2 separate regions of the Homo sapiens genome follow, and region 1 is linked to region 2. A link is a loop called in an ENCODE intact Hi-C map of the cell type or tissue named here. Cell type or tissue: dorsolateral prefrontal cortex. All regions are shown on one strand. Links, peaks and the distances in the headings refer to the core of each region. The heading gives the core; the rest is flanking DNA. Region 1 overlaps KLHL32 (kelch like family member 32). Region 2 overlaps KLHL32 (kelch like family member 32).

Region 1 (11,230 bases), core at 1,942-9,941, 62 kb before region 2:
CGTCACTTTCAAGTATACCAATCAGACGTAGATTTGGTCTTTTCATATAGTCCCATATTTCTTGGAGGCTTTGTTCATTTCTTTTTATTCTTTTTTCTCTAAACTTCTCTTCTTGCTTCATTTCATTCATTTCATCTTCCATCACTGATACCCTTTCTTCCAGTTGATCGAATCAGCTACTGAGGCTTGTGCATTTGTCACGTAGTTCTCGTGCCTTGGTTTTCAGTTCCATCAGGTCCTTTAAGGACTTCTCTAGAATTGGTTATTCTAGTTAGCCATTCATCTAATTTTTTTTCAAGGTTTTTAACTTCTTTGCCATGGGTACGAACTTCCTCCTTTAGCTCAGAGTAGTTTGATTGTCTGAAGCCTTCTTGTCTCAACTCGTCAAAGTCATTCTCCGTCCAGCTTTGTTCCATTGCTGGTGAGGAGCTGTGTCCTTTGGAGGAGGAGAGGTGCTCTGATTTTTAGAGTTTCCAGCTTCTCTGCTCTGTTTTTTCCCTATCTTTGTGGATTTATCTACCTTTGGTCTTTGATGATGGTGACGTACAGATGGGGTTTTGGTGTGGATGTCTTTTCTGTTTGTTAGTTTTCCTTCTAACAGTCAGGACCCTCAGCTGCAGGTCTTTTGGAGTTTGTTGGAGGTCCACTCCAGACCCTGTTTGCCTGGGTATCACCAGTGGAGGCTGCAGAACAGCAGATATTGGTGAACAGCAGATGTTGCTGCCGGATCGTTCCTCTGGAATTTTTGTCTCAGAGGAGTATCCGGCCGTGTGAGGTGTCAGTCTGCCCCTAATGGGGGGGGCCTCCCAGTTAGGCTACTCAGGGGTCAGGGACCCACTTGAGGAGGCAGTCTGTCCGTTCTTAGATGTCCAACTGCATGCTGGGAGAACCACTACTCTCGTCAAGGCTGTCAGACAGGGACATTTAAGTCTGCAAAGGATTCTGCTGCCTTTTGTTTGGCTGTGCCCTGCCCCCAGAGGTGGAGTCTACAGAGGCAGGCAGGCCTCCTTGAGCTGTGGTGGGCTCCACCCAATTCGAGCTTCCTGGCTGCTTTGTTTACCTACTCAAGCCTTGGCAATGGCGGGCGCCCCTCCCCCAGCCTGGCTGCTGCCTTGCAGTTGGATCTCCCACTGCTGTGCTAGCAATGAGCGAGGCTTCGTGGGTGTAGGACCCTCCAAGCAATGCACGGGATATAATCTCCTGGTGTGCCATTTGCTAAGACCGTTGGAAAAGCACAGTATTAGGGTGGGAGTGACCCGATTTTCCAGGTGCCATCTGTCACCCCTTTCTTTGACTAGGAATGGGAATTCCCTGACCCCTTGCACTTCCTGGGTGAGACGATGCCTCGCCCTGCTTCAGCTCATGCTTGGTGCACTGCATCCACTGTCCTGCACCCACTTCCTGACACTCCCCAGTGAGATGAACCCAGTACCTCAGTTGGAAATGCAGAAATCACCTGTCTTCTGCATCGCTCACGCTGGGAGCTGTAGACTGGAGCTGTTCCTATGCGGCCATCTTGGCTCCACCCCCCAGTAGTTTGTATTTCTATGGGATCAGTGGTGATATCCCCTTTATCATTTTTTATTGCATCTATTTCATTCTTCTCTCTTTTCTTCTTTATTAGTCTTGCTAGCGGTCTATCAATTTTGTTGATCTTTTCAAAAAACCAGCTCCTGGATTCATTGATTTTTTGAAGGGTTTTTTGAGTCTCTATTTCCTTCAGTTCTGCTCTGATCTTACTTATTTCTTGCCTTCTGCTAGCTTTTGAATGTGTTTGCTCTTGCTTCTCTAGTTCTTTTAATTGTGATGTTAGGGTGTCAATTTTAGATCTCTCCTGCTTTCTCTTGTGGGCATTTAGTGGTATAAATTTCCCTCTACACACTGCTTTGAATGTGTCCCAGAGATTCTGGTATGTTGTGTCTTTGTTCTCGTTGGCAAACCACTGCTCAATGAAATAAAAGAGGATACAAACAAATGGAAGAACATTCCATGCTTATGGGTAGGAAGAATCAATATCATGAAAATGGCCATACTGCCTGAAGTAATTTATAGATTCAATGCCATCCCCATCAAGCTACCAATGACTTTCTTCACAGAATTGGAAAAAACTACTTTAAAGTTCATATGGAACCAAAACAGAGCCTGCATTGCCAAAACAATCCTAAGCCAAAAGAACAAAGCTGGAGGCATCACGCTACCTGACTTCAAACTATACTGCAAGGCTACAGTAACCAAAACAGCAAGGTACTGGTACCAAAACAGAGATATAGACCAATGGAACAGAACAGAGCCCTCAGAAATAATGCGGCATATCTACAACCATCTGATCTTTGACAAACCTGACAAAAACAAGAAATGGGGAAAGGATTCCCTATTTAATAAATGGTGCTGGGAAAACTGGCTAGCCATATGTAGAAAGCTGAAACTGGATCCCTTCCTTACACCTTATACAAAAATTAATTCAAGATGGATGAAAGACTTACATGTTAGACCTAAAACCATAAAAACCCTAGAAGAAAACTTAGGCAATACCATTCAGGACATAGGCATGGGCAAGGACTTCATGTCTAAAACACCAAAAGCAATGGCAACAAAAGCCAAAATAGACAAATGGGATCTAATTAAACTAAAGAGCTTCTGCACAGCAAAAGAAACTACCATCAGAGTGAACAGGCAACCTACAGAATGGGAGAAAATTTGTGCAATCTACTCATCTGATAAAGGGCTAATATCCAGAATCTACAATGAACTCAAACAAATCTACAAGAAAAAAACAAACAACCCCATCCACAAGTGGGTGAAGGATATGAACAGACACTTCTCAAAAGAAGACATTTATGCAGCCAAAAGACACATGAAAAAATGCTCATCATCACTGGCCATCAGAGAAATGCAAATCAAAACCACAGTGAGATACCATCTCACACCAGTTAGAATGGCAATCATTAAAAAGTCAGGAAACAACAGGTGCTGGAGAGGATGTGGAGAAATGGGAACACTTTTACACTGTTGGTGGGACTGTAAACTAGTTCAACCATTGTGGAAGTCAGTGTGGCGATTCCTCAGGGATCTAGAACTAGAAATACCATTTGACCCAGCCATCCCATTACTGGGTATATACCCAAAGGATTATAAATCATGCTGCTATAAAGATACATGCACACGTATGTTTATTGCAGCACTATTCACAATAGCAAAGACTTGGAACCAACCCAAATGTCCAACAATGATAGACTGGATTAAGAAAATGTGGCACATATACACCATGGAATACTATGCAACCATAAAAAAGGATGAGTTCATGTCCTTTGTAGGGACATGGATGAAGATGGAAACCATCATTCTCAGCAAACTGTTGCAAGGACAAAAAACCAAACACCGCATGTTCTCACTCACAGGTGGGAATTGAACAATGAGAACACATGGAGACAGGAAGGGGAACATCACACACTGGGGCCTGTTGTGGGGTTGGGGGAGGGAGGAGGGATAGCATTAGGAGATATACCTAATGTTAAATGAGAAGTTAATGGGTGCAGCACACCAGCATGGCACATGTATACATATGTAACAAACCTGCACGTTGTGCACATGTACCCTAAAATTTAAAGTATAATAAAAAAAATATTGACATGTGTGGATTTTCCTTTCATTGTGTTGTTAGCTGGTTATTATGCAGACTTGATTGTGTGGTTGCTTTATTGTATCAGTGGCCTATATACATAAGTGTTTTTGTGGTAGCTGGTAATGATGTTTCATTTCCATATTTAGCACTCCCTTAAGTGCCTATGTTAAGCCAGGTCTGTTGGTAATGAATTCCCTTAGCATTTGCTTGTCTGAAAAGGATTTTATTTCTCCTTCACTTATGAAGCTGAGTTTGGCTGGATATGAATTTCTTGGATGGAATTTTTTTCTTTAAGAATGCTGAATATAGGCCCCAATCTCTTCAGGCTTGTAGGGTTTCTTTTGAAAGGCATGCTGTTAGCTTGATGGGTTTCTGTTTGTATATGTGATTTGCCCTTTATCTCTAGCTGCCTTTAATATTTTTTTCTTTCATGTGAGCCTTGGAGAATCTGACAACTGTGCGTCTTGGGGATGGTCGTCTTGTATAGTATCTTGCAGAAATTCTCTACATCTCCTGAATTTGAATGTTCACCTCTCTAATGAAACTTGGGAAATTTTTCTGGATAATATCCTCAAATATGTTTTCCAAGTTGCTTTTTCTCCCCCCCTCTCTTCCAGGGATACCAATTTGTCTTACCTGTGGTCTCTTTACATAATCCAATATTTCTTGGAGGATTTACTCATTTTTTAAACTTTTGGCTGACTGAATTAGTTCAGAAACCAGCCTTCAAGCTCTGAGATTCTCTCCTCAGCTTGGTCTATTCTGCTGTTAAAAAAAAGTGCGATTATTATTATGAAATTCTTGTACTGTTTGTCAGCTCTATCAGATCAGTTTGTTTCTTTCTTATAATGGCCATTTCATCTTTCAGCTCTTATATAATTTTATTGTAATCCTTGGATTCCTTGGATTGGGTTTCAACTTTCTCCTGAATTGTGATGATCTTCATTCTCATCCATATTCTGAATTCTCTGTCTGTCATTTCAGCCATTTCAGCCTGGTTAAGAACACTTGCTGGGGAACTAGTGCAGTTGTTTGGAGAAAAAGACACTCTGGCTTTTTGACTTGCCAGAGTTTTTGTACTAGTTCTTTCTTATCTCTGTGTGCTGATGTTCCTTTCACAGTTACAATTTGAGTACATTCAGTTGCCTCTTTTCTGGATGTTTTCAAAGGGCTGAGGCTTTGTGCAGGATCTTTATTTGCAGCTGATTTCTTGTCCTTGTTTTTATGGGGGTGGGGGTTATGTTAGCAAGTATTTTTGGTGTTGAAGTTTGGGCTGTGATCCAGTAAATGGTGCTTAAGTATAATGGTAAGTTCTTGCTCAACCACGTGGCTCCTCTGTATTTCCTCTCGATTTCAGCTGTGCTCCCTCTTAGTGCTCTGAAAGTGTAGTTTCTTCTCCCAGTCAATTTCTGGCTGCAGATCTTGGATTGGCACTCCCAGGGTGCACACTGCAGCTCTGGGGTGAGCTCAGGCTTTGTGTGTCCTCTCCAACTTGGAGGCAGCAGAGGGAGGGACCTTGGCAGTGGCTGTAGCAGAGAGCCATTCACTTGTCTCTTGGGGCTCCAGCCCAGAGAAATACGGAGCTGCTACCAGTTGGTGTGATTGGCCCAGAGTTGGGCAGCTGTGTTATGGGCCCAAGCTGGGGTGGGGGCGGGGCTTGCTTGGTGATGAGCAGGGAGCATTGGAGGCTCATAGGTGAGCTAGACTGGCCTCTTCTCTTTAAGATGGCTGTGGTTTCTGGAGGTGTAGGTAAAGCACTTAAGGTCTTTGTTCCTTCCTTAGTCCAAGGGCAGCAAGGGAAGTACCACTGCAGTGGCAGTGGCAGAGGGGCTTTCGGTTTTGTCTAGGAGCTCCACCACAGAGAATCACAGACCCGTTACTAATGGGAATGTTTAATCGGGGCTTGTGGTGACTGCACTACTGGCCCTGCTTGGTGAAGCGCAGGGGGTCAAGGCCTCATGGGGAGGAGAGACTGGGCTCCTCTCCTTATGGCGGTTTTGGTGCTGGGAGTGCAGGTGAAGCCCTCAGGTTCTTTGTTCCTTCCCCAATGCAAGGGCAGCAAGGGCAGGACCAGTGCACTGGCGGTGGCAGAGGGTCTGTTGGTTGCCTCTGGGAGCCCCTCCCAGGGAAACTTAGAGCCACTAGCAGTGGAAATGCTCAGCTGGGGGTGGGGTGTCTGCTCTGCAATTCCAGCTGAAGGGTCCTTCCTGGGGAAGAATACAGGGTGGGAGCTCACAGAGAAGAGACATTGGGTTTCTCTCCGTATGGTGGCTGGGTGTGCTAGGGATGTCAGCATAGCAACCAGGCCCTTTGTTCCTTCCCCAATGCAGTAAGGGTGGTACCCATCGCAGCTGTAATGGCAGAGGGGCTATGGGTTGTCTCTGGGGATTTCCTCCCCAAAGAAACACAGAGCTGCCACCAACTGACATGTTCAGGCCAGGGCAGGGCGGTTGTGCTAGGCGCCCAGGTGGAGAGATCCTGCCCATTGAGGGGTAGCAGGGTGGGGACCTGTGTGGAAAACTGGCCGCTTTTCTGTAAGGCAGCTCTGCCTTAGTGCCTGATCACTGCGTTCCTTCCCAAGCCGGAGAGCCACAGGAGCGAGGGCTTCAGAGCAGCAAAAGTAGTAGCTTGCCTGTTACCTCCGGGAGATCCCTTCCAAGAAAGTGCAGAGCTGCTACCGCGGAGAGCCCTAGCAGGGAGTGGCCAAGGTCGCAGATCTAGAGGCCCTGCCCAGTGAGGAGTAGCAGGGGCGGGGGACGGCATTGAAAACAGGCCGCTTTTCCGGGTAAGGTGGCTGCGCTGTGCTGGGGGTCTATGATAGTCCCTAATCACTGTGCTCCCTCCCCAGCCTGAGGGCAGCAAGAGCGAGGGCTTCCGAGCGGCAGAAATGGCGGCCTGCCTGCGACCCGAGAGCTCAGGCAGGGCTGCGATGGCCGCAGTAGAGTCCCAGGCCAGTGGGCCATGTCTGGCGAGGTGCAGTGGAGGTGAGGCGTGCACTCCATCTGCTGCTCAGCCCTGTGGATTTGCCCCCATCCTGGTGGGCCTGTGCGGGAGCCTGACCTCTCTTGTTGCCAGAGATGCAGCTGCCGGTGTCCGGTACCAGGGGATCCATGGCTCCCGGGACCCAGGGTTGCAAAGGTCCATGGCAGAAGTGTGGGTCCCCAGGGACTCTCACTGACTCACTCACCGTTTCCTGGCTGTGGGGGGCCTCCCCTGGCTCTTCGCCTCTCCCCGGTGGGCAGTTGTCCTGTCTCACTCTTCTCACTTCTGTGTGGATTGTATTGCTTCCTTGATGAAAGTGTCCACTTGGATAATCCAGTTGAAGAGCTAATGTTTACTCACTACTCTCTTCTCTCTCTGAGAGCAATGCGCACTAGCTGCTTCTAGTCAGCCATCTTGGCTGGAATCCCGGTTTTGAATTTCATTTTGGGAAATGATTTGATTTCGCACATTTGTGTATGTGTGAGAGAGAGAGGGGAGAGCGTATCAATACGTGCGCGCATGTGAGTGCAAGAGACCATTTCACTTGTTGGCATTTAACGGTGTTTGCTGCTACTCCCAGTTTCTCAACTCTTCCACCACAATGCCCCTCATACTCTAATAGGTTATGCACAAAGAGTGCCTCCTTTGTAATACCTATATTATAAAGCCTCTGGAGAAACTTCATTATTTGCATTTTGCAGGTGTGGGAACTAAATTACGATATGTTTAAATAATTTGCCCAGGGACTGCCAGATATAAAGTAGAAGAGCTGATTTTCACACATCTGTCTCCCTCAGTACCAAGTTGTGCCGTTTCCACTTAAGCTGTGTGCTCTGCTGGATTCATGTGCATTTCCTTCAGTCTCATAAGCTGCTTGTAAGATGAAAATTCACTGACTTGTGCACTGATTGTTCAGATGGAGAAAGCCGAATAAAGTTGGAGCAGTTGGCACTTAACTGTTATCTGGGCAGTGCTAAGTGCTGGAGTTTTGGTATTTAAGAGACATAGGCTGAGCCCTATGGAGCTTGTAATATAGATACCATACTGGAAGTAATTTTTTCCTTATACTCAGTATTTTCTGTTAGCTTTTGCTGCATAACAAAGTACCCGAAAACCTAGAGGCTGAATTGTTCTGGTCTGTCAGCTCAGCTGATCTCTACTGGATTTGCTTTTGCATCAGTGGTTAATCAAAGGGTTGATTGGAGGCTAGTGATCTAAGTTGGCCTTGTTGACATGGCTGGTGATTGGTAGGCTGTTGGTTGGGGTGGTAAGGGAAGCTGGGCCATGTATTTAGAAACTAGCCTAGGCATTTTCACGTGGCAACTAAATCCTAAGAACACAAGAGGACCAGCCTCAAGGCACAAGTGCTTCTCAAGCTTCTGTTTGGGTCTTGTTTGCTAATGTCCCCCCTGCTGGCCGAGCAAGTCAGATGGCCAAGTCCAGAATCATCAGAATCATTTTAAGAGGGTGTACAAAAGGGCATAGACACAAGTAGGGGAACATTTTGTTGCCATTGTTGCACCCTTCTCCTGTCAGGAACTATCAAAATTCTGAGATTTTTACCCTACTTGCAAGCTAACTAGTCAGGCTACCACACTGTTATAGATGCTGGTAGAAGACATAAGACTCCTAATCAGAAACAAAGGAGTTTATCCTCATAATGGCAGTAGTAATCAAGTCTCAGCATTTTTGCACCTCTTTTCTGAGCCCCAATTCCCACAGGATGACATGAAGAGGGCCAGCTTGTGAGTGAGTTGTGTTATGGGAGAATATCATTGAGGTTAGGGAACCGGAGTCTTTTATAATGAGTAGCAAACATGTCTACCCTTTGCTCTGGAGAGAGACATTATTATTCTGGACAGTAAGCATGCTACCCTTTGCTCTACATAGAGATACTGTATCTTCCAGGATTGTAAACAAACCTACCCCTTGCTCTGGAGGGAGATACTACTCTGTCTTCCAAGGCTGTTTGCTATAGAAACATCCTTGAAAAGAAAGTTCAGAACAAAAAACAGTTGTCTCATTCACAATATATGCCAAAATGCAAGAAACTCATGGAGAATTGTCTCCCAACAGTCACATGCCCTAAACTAGAATATTTGTTTTCCTTGTGTCTTATACTCTATCAAACTGAAACATCTGGAAAGAGTATCCTGTCTTAGTAATTTGTGCCTCTCACAATACTCATAATGTTGCCTCATGTTTCATAAAGGCTCAATAAATATTTATTAAGGGAATGAAGAAATGTTTTCTAATATTTTATAGTTCCATTTATATTTCAATTCTTAATATCCGGAAAATAAAACTATACAAATTATTTATGTTTTTTTTCCTTTTAGTGTGATATGTTCAAGTTAATTAAGTACTTTGGTATAAAGTAGATTTTTGTGCTCTGTACTCTGATATTTGGCAGTTTATTTTGAAGCTCAAGTAATTGTTGTTCTGATTCAGGGAAGGTGGGACTGCAAGAGTAAGAAGGCCGAAGCTTTGATGGATCTTTTCCTTTATATTGGTCTGTGAGTTAATATCAGCTTTTCTTGTTTAAAATATGATTAATGAATGATTAGTTGCGTGCAAAGTACTATGAGTTCCTGTGATCATCACCATTTTAAAAGAAAGTGAAAAAACACATTTTTCAGCCAGATAATAATGCTTTAAAAAATAACAAAAATGTTAGGCTTAATTTAAGCAGTGTGAGCACAGCATAGCATTAGCCAGATGCTGTAACAGTCAGACCAGGACTTCTTTCATCAAAGTGCAAAGTAGTTGTGGAAAGAAGAAAGGGATGAGCTTATGAGTCAGATTTGAGTTTGAATCTAGCAGCAGGGACCTAATCTGTCTGTTCTGTTCACCATTGTTTCCCACACTACCTGGCAAATAGTAGGCACTATTTTAATAAATGTTTGTGGGGTTACTCATCTTCTTCACTATCCATTCTATGAACATAGCCAAATCCCGTTACTTCTGTGAACCTATGTTTTTTCATCTATACATTGATAATCACCAAGCATAGTTCTCTGGATGGGTTGATACAGAGACTTAAGTGAGATATGGTATATAAAGCTCCAAGCATAGTACCTGACACTCAATAAATGTGAGCTGTTTCACTTCTTGGACTAACTTGAAATTCCTGGTCATGTTCTGCCTAGGTGTTACGGTGAAGGAAGTTCAGTTAATTGTTAGGCTCAGCTACTGCAGGTTCACTCACTTTTTGATGGGTCAGAATAACTTTTTAATTTCATCCTTTCCCAACTTTTCATTTCCTGACTCTGTCACCACCTTCCCTCTTGCTTAGAGCATTCCAGTAGCCATTTAACTTTTCTCCTCCTCTGGCTGTTCTTTTTCAAACCATTGTGCAGATGACTCCATGACTAACTTTCCCTTCCTGCTAAGGTATTCCTGAGCCCCTCACTTCCTGCCTACCAGGCTCCAGGAGTGGCTTCACACTGTCTCATCATCATTCACCCTCCCCTTTGTTCCCTTGTCTGTTTATCCAGTGTTGTAGCCACACTATTCTCCAAACACATTCTTTCCACCTCAGGGCCTTTGCACTTCTCAGCTTTGCTAGTGACCATTCTTTCCACCTGTAACTTCCTGTTCAGCTCTTAGTCTACCCTGTCCATCTTCCAAGGTTTCTCACAACCAACAAATATGATGTCTCTCATGAAGCCCTATCCTGATCACCCTCTGCCACCGCGTTAAGTTCATATGTAAGGTTCCCCTTTTTTGAAATCTTAATACTTTCAGCTTGTCACCTTCCAGGAATTAAAGATTATGTACTATGTGTGGCAGCCCCCTTACCAGTAACATCTCAGAGAGATTGTGACCAACTAAACACTAGTGAAGTCCACCAAACTACTGTTGAACACTATTAAGTGAGGAAGTATTGAAACAGAGATAGCAAGAGAAATGAGGGGCCTCGAGTGGTGGGGACAAGTCAGCCTCTTCTCCCTGCTTCCTTGGAAGCCCCTCTGACAGTGGGTACACATAAGTTACAGGGCCCAGCGTGGGCAGCCCTGGGCTGCGGGCCACTCTGTAGGTTCTGGAAGCTGTTGTCTAACATTTGCTATCTCCAGCTTAAATCTCCATGAACGCCTACAGTTTCTGGCCAGGGAAACAGATGTCTTGACTGTCTAACATAACTTCGTATATGTGTTGGTAAAGTGATTCAAATATGACATTTTGGAAAATTAAATATTTGAGCATCTTTTTCCGTTAGAGGCTGGGCGTGCTCCTGCCTATGTAATTTTTAGAATTGAGAAAAGGGCATAAATCCCATGATTAAAACAACAACAACAACAACAATCTGTGTTTCATGTATTTTATAATCCTACTTTCTAGTTGCTATTTGATTAAAATTACATAAAAGACTATAAATGAGTATAATATGTAATTAGAAATAAATAGGTTTTTAAAAATTCAATAAATAAGTATTTGTTACATACCTACCATTTTCTAGACACTGAATGAATTCGTAGTCTGGCAGGAGTTAGAAACAAGTGACCAAATGACTGCAATATAATGTAATTGGTATACCAGTTTTGGCGTGGTATTTTGGGCTCTAACCTTATTTTTATCCCTTTTCCTCTCTTCAACATTCTCAAGCAATAACAATAATAACTAATT
Region 2 (11,230 bases), core at 1,855-9,854:
CATGCATTTCCTATCAAGTAGCAAACAGGGCTGCATAAGCATTCACTCTGCCTTTGCACTAATGAGAAATATGCCCTTCTTCTGGGCACACTGTGTTTGGGACACTGCTTGAATAGACCTTGGGATGCAGTGCAGTCTTCATGGGTGTCCTTGCACAGCCATGCATGGAGGCCATTATTACAGCAGAACCAATGGTGGAGGGCATAGAGGCCAGGCTGCTCTTGCTCTGCAGGGCTTGTTTTGGGAGCAAGGTTGGAAGCAAATGGTGACATAAACTGACTCTGGGCAGATCTGCCTTAGAGAGAAAAGGACAAAGTGAATCTAAGAAAATACAAACTCCAGTTACACTGGTGGGCAAGAGGGCCCATCCTGTTACTCTGGCCTCCCTTACTCTCCTCACTTTGAAACTGTGGCCAAGTTTTTTCATGTTTCAGACCAGTCCTGAGTAGAAGAGGTATGAGGAAGAAGGAAGAGAAATACTCTGATGGAAATGTTGCCTGGGAGATGGATCCCAGTCCAAACTAGACAAGAGGTCAGCCACCCAGGAGCAGGCAGGTGTTTTTAGAAAATCAAAAAGCAAAAACCAAAAAACCCAGCCTGACAGTGAAGAGCAGAAAACATCAAGACCCTTTTATAAAAAGAAGAGCCCTGCTTGGAAAGTAGAACTTCCAGCACCAAAGGCCTTGGGATAAGCCTTTAGAAATTTGAGTACCTTAGGACCGAAATGGAAGCAAATAGGACTGCGAACCACAATAAAGTTTATTGTTTAACACTCTGGCTATGATGATGTCAAGGAATATACACTATATGCCAAGCACTGTGATAAATACCTTACATGTAGTGGAGGAAGGGTTGAAACCTAGTTAGCTTCCTCTTAATTTCCGGAGAGCTCTCCTCCTTTTCTGTCCCTTGGAGACTGATGAAGAGGTTCCAGAAACCCAGTGGAGAGATAAACTCTGCACCAAATGATAGTGACGTTTATAGTCCCCTTTACAATTCTCCACTTCCAGGCACTGCTAACTCTGTCAGCTGTGAACCAATTATGTCATATCCGGGCTTCTGAAGAAGGATGCCTTGGGATCTGTGTTCCCTTGCATTTCTCTTTATTATTCAGTAACTCCAGCCCTTGGCTTCTGAAAATCATAGAAGAACCCATCTCTTGGGGGATAGTCACCCTAAATACATTTCTCTGACCCAGAGAATGCTTCAATACGATCTTTACAAGGAAATATTGTATCACCATTACTGTTCTTATTTTGAAGCCTTTTGGCAATCAAGAAAACTATCATACTCTGTTAAGGGAAAAATTACTTTAAAAATATTCATTCAGTCAGAGGTCTCACCATAGTAACTTTGTTTTTTTGATTGTCATTTGGTTCCCTAATAAGTTCACATGACTTTTTTTATATAGCCCTGATAATGCAAACACTGTGCATTACATTTTGATGATCATTGAAACTGTATTCCCCACAGCAGAATACTTTTCTCGGGAGACCTGAGCATCAGGCCAGGCAGCAGAGTGACAGGAATCTTAATTGGATCTGCTTTCTCATGGACCATCCCTTCAGGGGTAGAAGTATCCATTTATATGGAGAAAGTCTCTGTCGGATTTACTTATAAATATAACCCAATTGAGCTAAATAGTAGCACATGGAGCAAACATGGGAGAAAATTTTTAAAATGTTTCTCTCAGGAGTAGTGTTAAGACTATTCAGTGGTTTAAATATTTTAGCTTCCCAATCCTTTCTTTAGCTGGCAGTACCTACCTGGCAAGTAAAAGGCCCTGAGGCACCTCCACTGTGCCTTGCACTCTGGAGGGTACACAGTGAAATCCACATTTTAAGGAAGAATATAGCATCCCTTCCTTACCTGCTGGGGCTATATTCCAAGACCCCAGTGGATGCCTGAAACCTCAGATAAGTACCAAACCCTATATATACTATGTTTTTTTCCTATCCATACACACCTGTCATAAAATTTAGTTTATAAATTAGGCACAATAAGATTAACAACAATTACTAACAATAAAGTAGAACAATTATAACAATACACCAGCATCACTTCTCTTGTACCTTGGGGCCATTATTAAGTAAAATAAACACAAGCACTGAGATACTGCCACAGTGGTCTGATAACCCAGAGGGCTACTAGGTTACTAACAGGCAGAGAGCATCTACAATGAGGATATGCTGAACAAAGGAATGATTCATGTCTTGGTAGGACAGAGTGGGATGGTGGGAGATTGCATCATGCCACTCAGAATGGTGCATAATTTAAAACTCATGAATCGTTTATTTCTAGAATTTTCTATTTAATGTTTTTGGACTGCAGTTTACCATGGGTAACTGAAACCGTAGAAAGCGAAACCGTCGATAACGGGGGGCGGGGGGGAACTACTTTATTTTGAATTTTGCAGAAAGTGACATTTCTCCTTACCTTCTTGTCAGAGCTATGCCAGAGTCCATAACTGGAGTGTTGACATGGAAAGTTTGAGAAGTGTGAAACAAAAGAGGAAGTTTGAATTTCATCAGTTACTTTTTTGCTTTTTTAGATCTTTTGAAACTAGTTATTTGCCTTGGGGTAGATTTTCTCTTTTATCAGTGCATTATTGAAACAAACAAGCAGATTAGTCTGCTTCCTGTTTGACAGTGAAGTCATAAAATATGAACAGCTTTGTTGGTCCCAAGACCTGTCTCTTTCTCACAGAGAACAGCTGATTCACAGTCAGGTCATGTAGGAGGGCCTCCCACCTGTAGGGCAGGGCCAATTCTAAGTGACAGTCTTTGCTTCACGCCAGTCTGTTCTCCTTTATTAAATTTCTCTGTGCTATCCAGTCAGAATGTGCTCAGAGTCTAGTTTGTGCTGCAAGAATCATAAAGCCATTCGTTCAGCAGATTCATGTCTAAAATGTCTCTGTGCAAAGAAGTTTAACTGTGGCCACCCTTCTAAGATCAGCTTTCCAATTCAGTATGTTTTGATTTTTGAAAAATGTATTCCTGTTTTCCCAAATAATTTATAAATTTATGTCTTCATTTTCTTGCTGTCACTTGGCAGAAATAGAATGCGCAACCCCCCAACCCAAAATCTGATTTGGATGTTGAGACTGATAATGCCACACACCCCAACAGGATGTGAAAAGGTTTATTCCTCACATAATGAGGCTTTCTGGAGAGAGCAGGGTGACTCCTAAGCAGGTGCAAAAATGGCTTGAGAGAGCATGGAGGTATGGCTGGCTTTGGCTTTTATTGTGGGGCAGGGGCAAGGGCTACCCGCAGGTAGGGCTTGTGTATTTTGGAGAGAGTTTTCAGGCTTTTTTAAACCTTTGCTCAGATGTAAGGCAAGCAGGAAAATAGGGAAAGGTGGGGCTTGAAAGCCATCCGGAGTGAAATAACAAAAATAGGGGCAGACTCTATTACATTAATCTAGCATTCTACTTGAGTAATAGTCACATTTCAGGCACAGACATTTTCCTTTGGAATATTATTAAACTCAGTCACCTAATGAAAACACAATGTGGGCTGGACGCAGTGGCTCATGCCTGTAATCCCAGCACTTTGGGAGGCCGAGGTGGGCAGATCACCTGTGGTCAGGAGTTTGAGACCAGCCTGGCCAACATGGCAAAACCCCATCTCTACTAAAAATAAAAAAAATAGCCAGGTGTGGCGGTGGACATCTGTAATCCCAGCTACTCAGGAGGCTGAGGCAGGAGAACCGCTTGAACTCGGGAAGTGGAGGCTGCAGTGAGCCGAGATCATGCCACTGCACTCCAGCCTGGGCAACAAGAGCAAAACTCCATCTCAAACAAACAAACAAACAAACAAAAAACACATGTGTTTGAACAATATTCTTACAGCATTTATAATCTTTTCTGGCACCAATTCTGTGCTGAGGAACCCACTGTGGGCTAAGGTGCCTGAGGTCGTATGTACAGATCATGCACACTGATAACACTGTGAGGGTCTCCAGATATCTTAGATAATATAGATGACAAGGATGAGTGTGGCCCCTTCTGTGTTTTAACCATATCTCCCTTGTGTAAAAATCCATTCAAATGAGCTGGATTTGTTGTTCTTTCCTCCATTCTCCTTCCAACTCTCAGCACCTCCCACCCTACCCCATTGCCAGTATTGGGAATAGAAAAAGAAATATTTCCTTTTTGCTCTTGATAATGGTTTTATTGTCATAGGTGGGGCAATAAACAGTCTTTCTCTGACATTCTCCAAAGTAGAAATGGCGAGTATCCAGTAACTCCAAACAGTAGATCAACCCTCCTAGTTAACTCAGTGGGTTTTGCACTTCTGTGCACCTGTTTCTTCTGAATGTTTCAACAGAAAGTTCCATTGCTACATATTTCATAATCCATGGTGTGCATCTGAGATTTTTACTTTGCCATGGTGGGTAAACAGCACAGAAATCATTACAACTTTGTTCCTTCTTGATCATGTGAATTTCTGAGTGTTGACTGCACTCAGAATCATTTCCTAAAGAAATTTCGATCCTTCCTTTAGGTGCTCCCTCAAATCATCTTAGTGGAGGGAAGTTAATCATTTATATAGTGGGGAGTCTTGGTTAGTTCCTTAAATTTCATAAGAAGATATCAGCCTATTGATGGATTTTTAAAGCACATGAACTTTTTCTCTTATTGAGAAAAAAAGAACAATTGTGCTCCAGCCTTATCCTGTTTTCTGGACAACTCTTACTAGAAGTTCATTTAGGAGAAATTTTACACATAAAGGATCCCCAGAAGATATGCAGTCTATTCATCTGGCTTGGTGGTTCTCAACCTCAACTGTCAGTCCTTAATATAAAAAGGCCACCTTTACTATCCTAAAATGAAATTCCTAGACAATATAACATACTTACACAAATTACTCTAAGCACCAATAGAATTTCCTAACCATATGTAAAAGAACAAACGAAAGAAGTTTGTGTTTAAAATCCTTTATATTTCAGTGTGTACATGCTGGGGTACAACCCTTCCAAAAGACATAATGAAGTAGTCTCCTGTCTGCCCCCATAGGGAGAATCACCATGATTGGGACAGCAGATGCACATGCAGATGCAGACTGGTGAATGAATGTTGTACTGTCAACTCAGATACCACAAGGACAGATCCCAGGTGGCATGTGACATGATTTTCCAAAATAATGAACAACTCTTGGTATTATACAATTCTAAACAAAACAAAGTAACAGTCTTCTCTTTGTTTTTATGGGCGTAGCATTCCTGGAAAAGCCAATGTATTCTGACACAGAACATCAAAGAATGTGTTTATATGTAAAACAGAGTTAGGTTCGGGGCTTCAATCTGTGTAAACAAATGTTTCACTTCTTTGCACACCCAGCAGGGCATTCCGGCGTGCAGGCTGTAGGTCAGTCCTCATGGTTGGTGACCGCCCTGTGTGTTGCCTGGCATCTAGCCTCCCAGCCACTGCCCAATAAAGGCCAATATTGCCCACCCTCCTGGGAGGACCAGAAATATCCCCGCAAATTTCCGAATTTCCCTGAGAAGGTAGTATTGACTCGATTGAGAAGGACTTCTTAAATATTTTAAATTTTATACCTAGATCAAGCCAGAAAACCAGAAAACTGGATGTCTGGGTCTTAAATAATCTCTTTATTAACCTTCACTTTTTATGCAATGTTCTATAATATAAACTTCTGATGGTATTATTAGAAGTATTATCAAGCAAATCATTCAATAACCCTCTTAATGTCTGCTGGGAAATTTCCATTACATCTCAGGGTCTGGAGAATCTAGAAATCTCCTTAGTATTTTCACCTTTTAATCTTGCATTAGGTTACATTTCTTTTTCAGTTTTGATGCTAGGAAGCATAGAGCCACATTGTGACCCACTTATAATAGTTATGAGGATGGATACACACACACACACACACACGCACACACATTCTCTCCTGACCTCATATTGTTTCCTCTTTTCTCTTGCTTTGAGTTATTTTTATTCTTAATATTTAAATGCTTGTATTGATGCCTCAGATCCTTTTTGAAATGAGGCAGAGAAGATAATAAGTAACTAGACTGAATAAAAAGATTTGAGACCTCTTTCTGAACATTTTTGGAATCCCAGAGGGATCTTAATGTTAGTTGTAGGCATGAATGCTACAGCCCATTAGCTCTGCCTATGAAAATGAAGTGCCTCCAAATTCCCAGCTTGCTCCATAAATAAATCATTCCACACATTTCCCAAATTTTTTTCCTCCTTGTTTCAGCACTAAATATAAGGATACTGCAAATTCTATAAAAAGAAATTACTTTATCTTTGAAAATGAAAAAACACAACCCAAATTTTTATAAAATTATTAATAAGACTAAAAGTAAAAAAATATTTTCACTTCAAATTCTCACTTACTTACATGTTATATGTTATCTTTCTGCTTTCTTCGGATGCCCATTTTCTTCAGATGCCCATATGTCTATGTGATTTTATAAAGATTTTGTGATTGTAATTTACTTCAACTTCTTTTCTGGAATTAGGTAAGATATAAGTACATTTGTTTTTTTTAATTTATATACTATGCATTTATATGCATAGTATATAATAAATGTATTAAATAAATTTATTGTGTACTATGCCTTTTATTTATATACTATGCATTTTTATTTATATACTATGCATTCATACATAGATATTTTGTAGTCTGTGCATATACTACACATACACTACAAAATACATAGACTACACATAATGTATGCATAGACTACAAAACATCTTATTTTCTTTCTTTTCTTTCACTTTTCCTTAAATATTCATAATAAGGAATTCTTTTTTCCTTAAAATAGAATTCTTGAGCCCTCTGCTGGAAGTATTCAGTATTTGTATGAAGCAGCAGTATATGGGAGTTTTACAATTCTAACTTAAGTTTTTTAAAAAGAAAGCAACATGATAGCAAAAATATATGGTCAAATTGTAATTAATATCAGGATAAATAATTTGCTAAACAGTACTTTTAAGATGATTTATATTGGAAGTTATATTCCATTTGAGTAAAATAATGATGAGAACATTCAAATGAAGGCATAATTTGAATGTATTGAATACTCTAAGTTAACTTGTGAATATTTTATTTTTGTATACTTCATAAAAACCATCCATTTACATTTTATTCTCAAATTTAGATTCATTAATTCAGCAAATACTTAATGAACACCTACTATATGCTAAGGACTTACTAGTTGTTAGGGATGCACTGATGAGAAAATGTACATTGGTGCTTTCTCACAGTAGGTCAAACTGTGATTGGAAATGCCAGATCAACACACCATTGCATTTTTAAGAAATGGATTAGCAGGGATCTGAATTATTTGCATATATAACATAGAAAAATACCTGAGTATGTTTGATGCTTCAAAAGTTGCACTAATTCAGGTAGGAGAATGGATAATTGAGTTGTAGTTCTTTGTCAAGGACTGCCTGAAAAATAAGACAGTAATTTGCATTATACTTTGCAGGAAGAAAATAATAGGCATTTATTCTATAGTAATTGAATAGACAGATATAGCACCTTAAAAACTAATGATAGCCATTCATCTCTATGTATCATGTATCTGTCAAAGTAGGAACAACTTGGCACAGCCCAAAGAATACAGCCTGTACTCCCGGCTATTCGGGAGGTTGAGGTGGAAGAATTGCTTGAACCCGGGAGGCAGAGGATGCATTGGGCTGATATCGTGCCACTGCGCCCCAGCCTGGGCAACAGAGTGAGATCCTGTCTAAAAAAAATATAAGAGAGGATAAAAATTGATTCCAGCTTGTGGCATCTTTGGAGAATTATTTGTTGAATCCAACTGTAAGAATCAATTCTGCTGGTTGGCACTGGAGAAAGTCACTGTTTTCACTTCAAATCCATGACCCCAAATCTCAGACAGATACCCAATGCCAGGCAATGTTAATCTGTTTCCCTAGTAAATTTGCTTTCCTCCTCTTCTTGATGAGTTTCTCACCCTCTCTCTTCTCTTTTTAGAGACATTCCCCTCACTAACCTACCTCCAGTACACATATCATAAGGAAAAGTCACCGTCCATTGAGAAAATAGAAACAGAAAGGAAGATCTTCATCATCTTACCATCAAATTCTCAACCCTCCCTGTTTCTGAACTTATTCTGGGTATATCCCTCTTTTACAGTGGGAGGGGTATCCCTGAACTGTCAGAGACTAATCTCCCCCACGTAGGGTCCAGATCCACTCCCTCCGACTCTGTCCAATATCACTCCTGTTATCCTGCTGCTGTCTCTTCTGCCATCAGTTTCTCCTCTACTGCATTCTATTGCTCACCTTTAAGAATCCTTTTCTTGCCAGGTGTGGTGGCTCATGCCTGTAATCCCAGCACTTTGGGAGGCCAACGCAGGTGGGTTACTTGAGGCCAGGAATTCAAGACCATCCTGGCCAACATGGTGAAACTCTGTCTCTACTAAAAATACAAAAATTAACCAGGTGTGGTGACATGTGCCTGTACTCCCAGCTAGTTGAGAGGTTGACGTGAAAGAATTGCTTGAACCTGGGAGGTGGAGGTTGCAGTGGGCCGATATCGTGCCCCTGCACCCCAGCCGAGGTAACAGACTGAGAACCTGTCTAAAAAAAAAAAAAAAAAAAAAAAAAACCCCTTCTTATTTCTATATTCCTCTTGAGCTACCACTTATTTCTCTGACTCTTCTCACAGCAGAGCTTATGAAAAGTGTTACATAAAGTTATTTTTCCTCACTTTCACTCATTTATCACTCACTTTTCCACTCCAAGTCTGGAGGCTTTTATCTTCATCATTCCACTAAAACTGTTCTTGGCAGTCACAAATATTGCCAAATCTAATTAAATACTGTCATATGTGACCTCACAGCTTCGTGCAGCATAGCCAGCCTCCCTTTTCTTTTTTTTTCTTTTTTTTTCTTTTTTTTTTTTTTTTTGAGATGAAGTCTCGCTCTGTCACCCAGGCTGGAGTGCAGTGGCACGATCTCGGCTCACTGGAAGCTCCGCTTCCCGGGTTCACGCCATTCTCCTGCCTCAGCCTCCCTAGTAGCTGGGACTACAGGCGCCCGCCACCACGCCCGGCTAATTTTTTGTATTTTTAGTAGAGTCGGGGTTTCACCATGTTAGCCAGGATGGTCTTGATCTCCTGACCTCGTGATCCTCCCGCCTTGGCCTCCCAAAGTGCTGGGATTACAAACGTGAGCCACCAGGCCCGGCCCACCAGCCTGCCTATTCTCTCTTGGCCTTTGTAACACTGCTCACTGTGGGCTTTTATTCTGTGCCACCACCAGCCTTCCCGTCACTCCTTTCCAGGTGGCTTTGCTTGCTCCTCCCCACTCTGTAGGCTTCAAATCCTTCCTGCTTCAGAACCCTCCTGTTTAATCCAACTAGCTTCCTTGGTGATGTCATCCAGACCCAAGTTATTTGGTATTGACAAATAACTTGCTATTATCTTATGCTATTGACTCCCAGCCCCTACCTATACTCTAGACCAAGGATCAGCAAACTTTTTTTGTGAGGAGCCAAAAATAATTCAGTAAATAATTCAGGCCATATAAAGTTTCTGTCACAGCTGGGTGCAGTGGGTCACGACCATAGTCTCAGCACTTTGGGAGGCCAAAGCAGAAAGATCGTTTGAGCCCCGGAGCTCGACACCAGGCTGGGCAACATAGCAAGACCCTGTCTCTATTTTAAAAAGTAAATAAAGTTTATTTCGCAACTACTCAACTTAGCTGTTGTAGCATGAAAACTGCCAGAGACAAATATGTAAATGAATAAGCATAGCTATGTTATAATAAAACTCTATTTATACTTAAATTTGAATTTCATATAATTTTCATGTATCACAACATATTATTCATCTTTTGGGTTTGGGGGACTGTTTTAAAAAGTTAAAACTATTTTTAGAAATTAATACCCCAAAAATTAAACAGGCGTAAATCTAACAAAATATGTACAAAAAATGCAGTTTTCCTATGTGAGTATCTTTTTTTTTTTTTTTTTTTTTTTTTTTTTGAGACGGAGTTTCGCTCTGTCGCCCAGGCTGGAGTGCAGTGGCGCGATCTCGACTCACTGCAAGCTCCGCCTCCCGGGTTCACGCCATTCTCCTGCCTCAGCCTCCTGTGTAGCTGGGACTACAGGCACGCGCCACCATGCCCGGCTAATTTTTGTATTTTTAGTAGAGACGGGGTTTCACTGTGTTAGCCAGGATGGTCTCGATCTCCTGACCTCGTGATCCGCCCGTCTCGGCCTCCCAAAGTGCTGGGATTACAGGCGTGAGCCACCGCGCCCGGCCGAGTATCTTTTTATATGCTTATTTGCCACCTGTCTTCTTTGGTGAGGTATCCGCTCAGATCTTTTACACCCCCCTCCCGCCCCCATTTCAAAAAATCAGATGGTTCATTTTTTTCATTGTTGAGTGTTAAGATCTTGTTTTTTGATATTTTGGATAACATTCCTTTAGCAGATGTATCTGTTGCAAATATTTTCTCTTAGCCTATGGCTTGTCTTCTCAATTTCCTAATAGTGTATTTTGTGGAGCAGAAGTTTTTAATTTTAAAAAAGTCCAAGTTGTCAATTATGTCTTTCATGGACCATGTTTTTGGTGCTGTATCTAAAGAGTCATTGTCATACCCAAAGTTATCTAGATCTTCTCCTATGTTACCTTGTAAGAGTTTTCTAGTTTTGCATTTTACATCTACATCTGTAATCCGTTTTGAGTTTATTTTTGTGAAGGATTTGAGAGCTGTGTCCAGGTTCAATTTTTGTATGTGAGTGTCCAATTAATCTAGCCCCATTCTTGAAAAGACTATCTTTTATCCATTATTATTATATTATCTATAATATTATCTATGCTCTTTCATTGACCATATTTATGTGAGTCTGTTTCTGAGCTCTCTGTTCTGTTCCATTGATCTGTTTCTCTCTTCTTTTGCCAATGTCACACTGTCTTGATAACTGTAGTTTTTTTTAGTCTTGAAGCGGGTATTGTCAGTCCTCCAACTTTGTTCTCCTTCAACATCGTGTTGGCTATTTTGGGTCTTTTGCTTCTTCATATAAGCTTTAGAATCTGTTTGTTAATACACAAAAAATAACTGTGGGATTTTGAATAAGATTACATTGAATCTATAAATTGAGTTGGGAAGAACTGACATCTTGACAATATGGAGTCCTTTTTATCCACAGACATGGGCCATCTTTCCATTTATTTAGTTTTTCTTTGATTTCTCTCATCAGAGTTTTGTAGTT

Evidence for each region. A loop is a pair of places that touch in the nucleus more often than their neighbours do. Peaks named below come from ENCODE experiments on the same cell type or tissue, not always from the same donor. Only the 100,000 strongest peaks of a DNase experiment are listed, where the experiment ranks them.
Region 1: a loop joins it to region 2, with 3 times the contacts of the local background. A loop is called at or near these places in 4 of 110 quality-filtered maps.

What each region holds. Positions count from the first base shown.
Region 1 is chr6:96,985,491-96,996,720 of GRCh38, forward strand. The region is part of intron 3 of KLHL32 (kelch like family member 32); the gene reads left to right. Among named protein-coding and RNA genes, the nearest start is that of KLHL32, 66 kb to the left of the region's middle. RefSeq lists an enhancer at 6,291-6,790. In dorsolateral prefrontal cortex, for the core only: no CTCF peak of the experiment used is centred there; DNase peaks (open chromatin) are centred at 5,171 and 7,991; H3K27ac peaks cover 6,387 bases.
Region 2 is chr6:97,047,205-97,058,434 of GRCh38, forward strand. The region is part of intron 4 of KLHL32 (kelch like family member 32); the gene reads left to right. Among named protein-coding and RNA genes, the nearest start is that of KLHL32, 130 kb to the left of the region's middle. RefSeq lists an enhancer at 2,505-2,564 and silencers at 2,549-2,843, 2,745-2,804. In dorsolateral prefrontal cortex, for the core only: a CTCF peak has its summit at 6,825 (motif pointing left); a DNase peak (open chromatin) is centred at 5,387; H3K4me3 peaks cover 1,315 bases; H3K27ac peaks cover 7,674 bases.